2 separate regions of the Homo sapiens genome follow, and region 2 is linked to region 1. A link is an interaction called in ENCODE POLR2A ChIA-PET data of the cell type or tissue named here. Cell type or tissue: HepG2. All regions are shown on one strand.

Region 1 (5,000 bases):
AACAACATGTTACTTTACTGAATACTGTAGGCAATTGTAACACAATGGTAAATATTTGTGTACCTAAACATAGAAAGGACACAGTAAATGATAGTATAAAAGATAAAAAATGGTACACCCTTATAGGGCACTTGCCATGAATGGAGTTTGCAGGGCTTGAAGTTACTCCGAGTGAGTCAGTGAGTGAGTGGTGAGTTAATGTGAAAGCCCACGACATTGCTGTACACTTCTGTAGACTTTATAAGCACTGTACACTTAAACTACACTACCTTTATAGAAAGAAAATTTTTCTCTTTATTATTTATATATTTATTTATTTGGAGACAGAGTTTTGCTCTTGTTGCCCAGGCTGGAATGCAGTGGCACGATCTCAGCTCACTGCAACCTTCGCCTCCCAGGTTCAAGTGATTCTCCTGCCTCAGGATCCCGAGTAGCTGGGATTACAGGCACATGCCACCACGCCCGGCTAATTTTTGTATTTTTAGTAGAGATGGGGTTTCACCGTGTTGGCCAGGCTGGTCTCAAACTCCTGACCTCAGGTGATCCACCCGCCTTGGCTTCCCAAAGTGAAACGATTACAGGCGTGAGCCAACACACCCGGCATTATTTACTAATTTTTTTTTTTTTTTTTTTTGAGACGGAGTCTCGCTCTGTCGCCCAGGCTGGAGTGCAGTGGCGCAATCTCGGCTCACTGCAAGCTCCGCCTCCTGGGTTCACACCATTCTCCTGCCTCAGCCTCCTGAGTAGCTGGGACTACAGGCGCCCACCACCATGCCCGGCTAATTTTTTGTATTTTTAGTAGAGACAGGGTTTCACCTTGTTAGCCAGGATGGTCTCGATCTCCTGACCTCGTAATCCACCCGCCTCGGCCTCCCAAAGTGCTGGGATTATAGGCGTGAGCCACCGCGCCTGGGCTATTTATTAATTTTTTAATTAAAAAAAAAGAGACAGGGTCTCACTATGTTGCCCAGGCCAGTCTCGAACTCCTGGGCTCAAGCGATCTTCCCACCTTGGCCTCCCAAAATGCTGGGATTACAGGTGTGAGCCACTGCACCTGGCCAGAAATTTATCTTCAATGATAAATTAACCTTAGTTAACCCTATAATAACAATGCCTGGCTGGGTGCAGTGGCTCACGCCTATAATCCTAGCACTTTGGGAGGGCAAGGCAGGTGGATCACCTGAGGTCAGGAGTTCGAGACCAGTCTGGCCAACATGGCAAAACCTTGTCTCTACTAAAAATACAAAAATTAGCTAGGCATGATGGCGATGCCTGTAGTCCCAGCTACTTGGGAGGCTGAGGCAGGAGAGTTGCTTGAACCTGGGGGGTGGAGGTTGCAGTGAGCTGAGATCGTGCCACTTCACTCCAGCCTGGGCAAAAGAGCGAGACTGTCTCAAAACAAACAAACAAACAAACAAAAACAGTGCCTGCCTTTGGAATACCTGCTGAGGAACCTGCCTCAGGCTGTTTTACAGTTAACTTTTTTTGTAATAAGTAGAAGGAGTACACTCTAAAATAATGAAAAAAGTACAGCATAGTAAATACATAAACTAGTAACATAATTTTTAAATATCATTACCAAGTATTATGTGCTGTACATAATTGTATGTGTTATACTTTATTTCCGCACAAGAAAGAAATGAACTTTTGTTTTTTTTTTGGAGGTGGAGTTTTGCTCGTCACCCAAGCTGGAGTACAATGGCGCAAACTTACTGCAACCTCTGCCTCCTGGGTTCAAGCAATTCTCCTGCCTCAGCCTCCAAAGTAGCTGGGATTACAGGCATGCACCACCACTCCTGGCTAATTTTTGTTTTATTAGCAGTGACGGAGTTTCACCATGTTGGCGAGGCTGGTCTCGAACTCCTGGCCTCAGGTGATCCACCCACCTTGGCCTCCCAAAATGGTGGGATTACAGGCGTGAGCCACCGGGCCCGGCCAGAGCCCTCTATTGACATGTGTCTGCACAGTTATCATGCAAAGGAAGACAAGTTACATGTAAAAAGATGGTGGTTGTAATATGCTTTGAAATAGCAAAAAATTGGAAAATATCTCACAAGATCATTGTGGAAGATTGGCTAAATAAATGAAGACAACTCCATACCACGGAATACTAACTACCATTAAGGAAAAGGTAGAGAAAACAATTTAAAAGGGGAAAATATATATGAAAAACAATGGTTTTCAAAACATTGACTATCAGCTTATAAAGGACAGTGATCCTTGTGGACGTGCATTTTACATATGTATTGAATATCTTTGTGCCTTTGCTTGTACATGCTTAACTTGAAAACATACATTTACCATTGACCACTAGGTGGTATCATAACACAAATTATTCTACAGCCAGGGTAGGCATTTATTTTATTTTATTTTATTTTTATTTTTTTATTTTTTATTGATCATTCTTGGGTGTTTCTCGCAGAGGGGGATTTGGCAGGGTCATAGGACAATAGTGGAGGGAAGGTCAGCAGATAAACAAGTGAACAAAGGTCTCTGGTTTTCCTAGGCAGAGGACCCTGCGGCCTTGCGCAATGTTTGTGTCCCTGGGTCCTTGAGATTAGGGAGTGGTGATGACTCTTAAGGAGCATCCTGCCTTCAAGCATCTGTTTAACAAAGCACATCTTGCACCGCCCTTAATCCATTTAACCCTGAGTGGACACAGCACATGTTTCAGAGAGCACAGGGTTGGGGGTAAGGTCACAGATCAACAGGATAAGAATTTTTCTTAGTACAGAACAAAATGAAAAGTCTCCCATGTCTACTTCTTTCTACACAGACACGGCAACCATCCGATTTCTCAATCTTTTCCCCACCTTTCCCCCCTTTGTATTCCACAAAACCGCCATTGTCATCATGGCCCGTTCTCAATGAGCTGTTGGGTACACCTCCCAGACGGGGTGGTGGCCGGGCAGAGGGGCTCCTCACTTCCCAGTAGGGGCGGCCGGGCAGAGGCGCCCCTCACCTCCCGGATGGGGCGGCTGGCCTGGCGGGGGCTGACCCCCACCTCCCTCCCGGATGGGGTGGCTGCCGGGCGGAGAGGCTCCTCACTTCTCAGACGGGGCGGCCGGGCAGAGACGCTCCTCACCTCCCAGACGGGGTCACGGCCGGGTAGAGGCGCTCCTCACATCCCAGACGGGGCGGCGGGGCAGAGGCGCTCCCCACATCTCAGACGATGGGAGGCCGGGCAGAGACGCTCCTCACTTCCTAGATGGGATGGCGGCCGGGAAGAGGCGCTCCTCACTTCCTAGATGGGATGGCGGCCGGGCAGAGACGCTCCTCACTTTCCAGACTGGGCAGCCAGGCAGAGGGGCTCCTCACGTCCCAGACGATAGGCGGCCAGGCAGAGACGCTCCTCACTTCCCAAAAGGGGTGGCGGCCAGGCAGAGGCTGCAATCTTGGCACTTTGGGAGGCCAAGGCAGGCAGCTGGGAGGTGGAGGTTGTAGCGAGCCGAGATCACGCCACTGCACTCCAGCCTGGGCACCATTGAGCACTGAGTGAACCAGACTCCGTCTGCCATCCCGGCACCTCGGGAGGCTGAGGCTGGCGGATCACTCGCGGTTAGGAGCTGGAGACCAGCCCGGCCAACACAGCGAAACCCCGTCTCCACCAAAAAAATACGAAAACCAGTCAGGCATGGCGGCACGCGCCTGCAATCGCAGGCACTCGGCAGGCTGAGGCAGGAGAATCAGGCAGGGAGGTTGCAGTGAGCCGAGATGGCAGCAGTACAGTCCAGCTTCGGCTCGGCATCAGAGGGAGACCATGGAAAGAGAGGGAGAGGGAGACTGTGGGGAGAGGCGAGAGGGGAGAGGGAAGAGGGAAGAGGGAAGAGGGAGAGGGAGAGCCAGGGAAGGCATTTTTAAACAGGTTTCTTTTTTTGAGTGTCTGATAATGTCTCTCAAAACTGTCAGGTTTAAACCTTGTAGGTCCAATTCCAACATGAATGTAAATAACTTAGCTGAACTACATACATAAGTAACCACATAGTGAGACTGACTGGGGTCTGTGTTCCTCCATTCAACCTGTATTTGTTGTGTCTGTGATGGATTAGCCACTATCTTTCTGATATATTTCAGAGAAGAAATATCTCTTCTCTCACTTACTTCTGTCTGGACTACCAGATATCCCTATGCATACCATCTCTTGTTTCTCTTCCTCAGTCCAGCTGGTTCAGTCTGAGAATTTTACCGACTGTGGGTACACCTTCCACCTTTGCTCTTTCATTTATCAATAAAACCAAAGAAAGAACAATAGTCCTTTTCCTTAGGGTGGTACAAGGAGGCCAAGGCCTCACTATTTATAGCAAATAATGCAAATGGAAATAAACCTAGGTATCTTCTCCTGCAGGTAACTTTGTTTTGGATCTTTGCTACTGTTTAACTTCCTTTGGTGACTAGCCATATTTCATTAACCTTGCAAGCAGTTGAACCTTGCTCAATTGCAGGAAATGCTGGGAAATCCCACTCAGCTGTCCCTACATCTTGTCCCAAAGCACTTGTAGACTGGCAAGGCTTGTTACCTGACTTCCTGTCATGGTAATTTGCTTTATTTCATGTCCCTTATATTTTATTTCTTTTTTTTTTTTTTTTTTTTTTTTGAGACAGAGCCTCACTCTGTTGCCCAGGCTGGAGTGCAATGGCATGCTCACAGCTCACTGCAGCCTCAACCCTCTAGGCTCAAGCCATCCTCCCACTTCAGCTTCCCTAGTAGTTAGGATTACAGGAATGCACCTCCATGTCCAGCTAATTTTTGTTTGTTTGTTTTTGTAGAGACAGGGTTTCACCATGTTCCATGTTGCCCAGGCTGGTCTCGAACTCCTGGACTCAAGCAATCTGCCTGCTTTGGCCTCCCAAAGTGCTGGGATTACAGGTATGAGCCACCATGCCGGGCCATATTTCATTTTTAATTGACTGATAATAACTGTATATATTTATGGGGTAAACTGTGATGTTATGAAACATGAATACATTGTAGAATGATTAAATCAGGCTAATTAACATAT
Region 2 (5,000 bases), 400 kb before region 1:
GTTTTCTGTTGTTGTTGTTGATTTTAAGAAGTGTCCCCATGAAGTCTGACTAGCTTGGGGAGCTGCTGTAAAAATTCATAACAAGGCCCCTCCCAAGAGGCTGCCAAGCGGGAAGGTCTATGTGTCCTGTGGTTTATGGTTCTACACCATATCTTTCTCTATAGACAGTTTAGAAATTTATGTAGGATACTGGATTTTTGAGCTCTTTCCCCTTCCACAGAGCACCTCAATTCAATTATTTATGCAAAATATAATTACAAAAAGCTAAAAACCTGACTTACAAACAAGTATATAATGGACATATGTCAGAAATTTATTTAACTGGATAAAGAAAATGTGGTACATATACACCATGGAATACTACAAAAATCACAAAAAAGAATGAGATCATGTCCTTTACAGCAAACTGGATGCAGCTGGAGGCTATTATCCTGAGCAAACACAGGGACAGAAAACCAAATACCACATGTTCTCACTTATAAGTGGTAGCTAAACATCGAGTACATATGGACACAAAGAAGGGAACAACAGACAATGGGGCCTACTTGAGGGTGGAGGGTGGGAGGAGGGTGAGTTCCCCTATCGTGTACTAGGCAGATTATCTGGGTGACTAAATAATCTGTACACCAAACCCCCATGACACGCAATTTACCTGTATAACAAACCTGCACATGTACCCCTGAACCTAAAATAAAAGTTTTTAAAAATTTATTTAACTTATTACTGAGGAAACTAGCTAGATGGTAAAGCTAATTCAAAGGAGAATTTGAGGAAGGGAGGTTTACGGTCAGTCAAGAAAGTCATGTTCAAATAAAGTTATCTTTAGAGATAAAACTGGTTAGTATCATAAAGGGCAATGAATGAAAAAGCAACCTTTAGAGTTGTCTTCTCTGTATGACAATCATTTGTTTCTCTCTCAGGCAATAATCTACAAATTAATCTGTAACTTCAAAGTTCTTCCCTTAATCAATAGTAAATAGTAAGTCAAACAAAATATCTCCCCTGGAGAATGAAGGAAGCCTCAGTGGGCCCATTGGACAGTCCTCCATTATAACATGGAAAGGAAATGCAGTCACCCTTTTGCCTTATATCCAAATTCTGGATAATTTTTCTTTTCTTTTCTTTCTTTATTTTGACACAGGGTCTCACTCTGTCATCCAGTTTGGAGTGCAGTGGCACAATCACAGCTCACTGCAGCTTCAACCTCCCTAGCTTAAGCAAACCTCCACCTCAAGCCTCCAGGGTAACTGGGACCACAGGCATACACCCTGGCTAATTTTTTTGTGTTTTTTGTAGAGACGGGGTTTCACCATGTTTTCCAGGCTGGTGTCAAACTCCTGGGCTCAAGCCATCCACCCACCGTGACTTCCCAGAGTGCTGGGATTAGAGGCCTGAGCCACTGTGCCCAGCCTTGGATAATTTTTCTTTCAAAGCGCCTTCTCCCTCTTATCCATGTGTTAGCAATAGTCCTAATGAGGCCCTTTCCCCACGCTTCTTTCTTCTTGACTCTGCCAAGTATCCAGGAAGGGGCTGTGTGTGTCTTGGCAGGTATGTGCCCTGGAACTTTCATGAGCCCTGGCCAGGACAGTACCAGTTTTCTGAGGACCATGATGTGGAATATTTTCTTCGGCTGGCTCATGAGCTGGGACTGCTGGTTATCCTGAGGCCCGGGCCCTACATCTGTGCAGAGTGGGAAATGGTGAGTGTGGCTAGACTGGGCTCTACCTGGTGTGTGTGAGCTGGCAGGCAGCAGCTCTGGGGCAAAGGGAATTAAAGCAGACCTGCATTCCAGAGAGCATGGGGCCTGGGACTGTACCCAGCACAGGTGTCTTTTACCTTGACAAGGTGCCCAGGCAGAGAAACAGGCCAGGGTCAGGGCATGGGCTCTCCTCTTGGTGGTCACTCACATACCTCAGCTTGCTCATCTGTAAGAAGCAGTTAATGGTGTCTTCTCTATCTACGTCACAGGGTATTTGTGAAATTAAATTGAAAAATCTTTATGAAAAGGGCTTTGGTCCTTAAAACATTGCATTCATGCAGAGTGATCTTAATTGTCCTACATTCCAATTTCTAATTTCTCTGCAAGTTATAAACCAAAAAGCCCAGCTCAAATACCCCTTGTCCCTTGAAGCTTTTATTCTTTTCCATAACTACTAATAGTAATTTCTATCTCCTCTGAGCACCCTTCACGGAACAGACATTATAATGGCTTGTTTTCCCTGAACTAGGGAGGATTACCTGCTTGGCTGCTAGAGAAAGAGTCTATTCTTCTCCGCTCCTCCGACCCAGGTAGGTTGTTACAGATGTCTTGAGAAGATTTATAAAAGCTTCAGCCTAGGTGCGGTGGCTCACGCCTGTAATCCTGACACTTTGGGAGGCTGAGGCGGGTGGATTACCTGAGGTTGGGAGTTCGAGACCAGGCTGGCCAAAATGGCAAAACCTCGCCCCTACTAAAAATACAAAAAATTAGCTGGGCATGGTGGTGGGCGCCTGTAATCCCAGCTACTCAGGAGGCTGAGGCAGAAGGATTGCTTGAACCCTGGAGGCGGAAGTTGCAGTGAACCGAGATCGTATCAATGCACTATAGCCTGGGTGACAAAGCGTGACTCTGTCTCAAAACAAACAAACAAACAAAAAAGCTTCAACAATTTATATCAAAAGGGGGAGGTATTTTGAAGGCTGGGGTACCTCTGCACAAATACTTTTGAAAGTTTAGTGAAAGTCTGAGTGTTTATCACTGACCAGTGCATAGCAACAAACTAAACCTCTAGGAAATTAGGCTTTGAACTACGTAACCAGATCTTACTGATAAACTGGTAATTCTTTGAATTGGTATTGAACCCTGTTTGCGGTTGACCAACTGACTTCAGTGCTTTCTCTTCCTATTTACTTAGCATATTCCACAGCCAATGATAGCACCTCGCTAATCAAAATGACAAGTCAGGCATGGTGACTCACACTTGTAATCTCAGCACTTTGGGAGGCCAAAGTGGAGGGATTGCTTGAGCCCAGGAGTTTGATACCAGCCTAGGTAACATAGCGAGACCCTATCTCTATAAAAATTAGCCAGGTGTGCTGGCACATGCCTGTAGTCCGGGAGGCTGAGGTGGGAGGATTGCTTGAGCCTGGGAGGTTGAGACTGCAGTGAGCCATGATTGTACCACTGCACTCCATCCTGGGCAACAGAGAGGGACTTTGTCTCAAAAAAAGAAATAAGGTCGGGCGTAGTGGCTCATGCCTGTAATCCCAGCACTTTGGGAGGCCGAGGTGGGTGGATCACCTGAGGTCAGGAGTTCGAGACCAGCCTGACCAACATGAGGAAACCCTGTCTCTACTAAAAAATACAAAATTAGCTGGGTGTGGTGGTGCATGCCTGTAATCCCAGCTACTCGGGAGGCTGAGGCAGGAGAATTGCTTGAAGCTGGGAGGCAGAGGTTGCAGTGAGCCCAGATTGCGCCATTGCATTCCTGCCTGGGCAACAAGAGCGAAACTCTGTCTCAAAAAAAAAAAAAAAAAGAAATAAAAACAAAATGACAGTTTCTGGGATGGTGTCATTGGATTGCTTGGTAGCTGCAATGCCTTCTATATTCTGGCCACTTTTATAGAGCAATGTGTAAATGATAGTTTTTTTCTTTGTCTTACTCCAGTACCTTCATGTTTTGCACGCTTAGCATATTATTGGTGTTTTCACTGTGGTAACTCATTTAATCTTTATGCCAACTTTATGTGGCATGTACATTTATTATTCCTATTTGACAATATAAATATAGAATTTATTAGAACTTCATTTTATACGGAAAAAAAGCCTTCCTGTGACTGAGAAGAGGATACACTGTTCAGTCACTCTTTTCTTCATTCAGCAAACATTGCTTGGATATGTTCTATGCTCCAGGCTTTGTGTCCTGTGGCAAGGATGGTCTTAGTCTGTTTTCTGTTGCTTGTAACAGAATACCTGAAACTGAGTAATTTATAAAGAAAAGCATTTATTTCCTACAGTTATGGAGGCCAAGAAGTTCAAGGTGGAGGGGCTATATCTGGTGAGGGCCTTCTTGCTGGTGGGGACTCTGCAGAGTCCTGAGGGGGCACAGGGCATCACATGGTGAGGGGGCTGAGTGTCCTAGCTCAGATCTCTCTCCCTCTTCTTATAAAGCCACCAGTCCCATTCCCATGATGACCCATGAATCCATTAACCTATTAATCTATTAATCCATGAGTGGATTGATCTACTTATGAGGGCTGAGCCCTCATGACTCAACACCTCTTAAAGGCCCCACCTCTCAATACTACCACATTGGGGATTCGATTTCAACATGAGTTTCAGAGGGACAAACATTCCAACCATAGCAGATGGATACAGGCACACTGGTCCTCGTCCCCTGAGGAGCTCAGCTGAGGAGACAACTACATGCAGGACAACTTTTATGAGACTTTTACTTCAGAAGGTACTTGTCGAGTCCTGTATATCCTGATCTCTGCTGCCAGCCCTGGTGTAATAAGGCTGCACTGGTGTCTCTTTGTACTAAATCATAATTTTTTTTTTTTTTTTTTTTGAGACAGAGTTTCACTCTTGTTGCCCAGGCTGGAGTGCAATGGTGCGATCTTGGCTCACCGCAACCTCCGCCCCCCCGGGTTCAAGCAATTCTCCTGCCTCAGCCTCCCAAGTAGCTGGGATTACAGGCATGCGCCACCAAGCCTGGCTAATTTTGCATTTTTAGTAGAGATGGGGTTTCTCCATGTTGGTCAGGCTGGTCTCGAACTCCCGACATCTGGTGATCTGCCTGCCTCAGCCTCCCAAAGTGCTGGGATTACAGGCGTGAGCCACCGCACCCAGCCAGAAAACTCAGAATGTTTTTAAAAAGTTTACGAATTTGTGTTGGGCCACATTCAAAGCCATCCTGGGCTGCATGTGGCTTACAGGCTGGGGTTGGACAAGCTTGTGTTAAACTTTTCTTGTTTTCCAGATTACCTGGCAGCTGTGGACAAGTGGTTGGGAGTCCTTC

The links. Peaks named below come from ENCODE experiments on the same cell type or tissue, not always from the same donor. Only the 100,000 strongest peaks of a DNase experiment are listed, where the experiment ranks them.
Region 2: POLR2A ChIA-PET joins it to region 1 with 7 read pairs; 1 of 35 experiments calls an interaction of 5 or more read pairs at or near these places.

What each region holds. Positions count from the first base shown.
Region 1 is chr3:32,662,266-32,667,265 of GRCh38, reverse strand. No RefSeq gene overlaps it. Among named protein-coding and RNA genes, the nearest start is that of CNOT10, 20 kb to the left of the region's middle. In HepG2, a CTCF peak has its summit at 2,319 (motif pointing right); a DNase peak (open chromatin) is centred at 2,285; H3K4me3 peaks cover 436 bases.
Region 2 is chr3:33,065,519-33,070,518 of GRCh38, reverse strand. It overlaps GLB1 (galactosidase beta 1), which reads left to right. Exons shown (of 16, transcript NM_000404.4): 3 at 1,549-1,699; 4 at 2,229-2,289; 5 at 4,962-5,000. Among named protein-coding and RNA genes, the nearest start is that of GLB1, 29 kb to the left of the region's middle. In HepG2, no CTCF peak of the experiment used is centred here; DNase peaks (open chromatin) are centred at 448 and 2,938.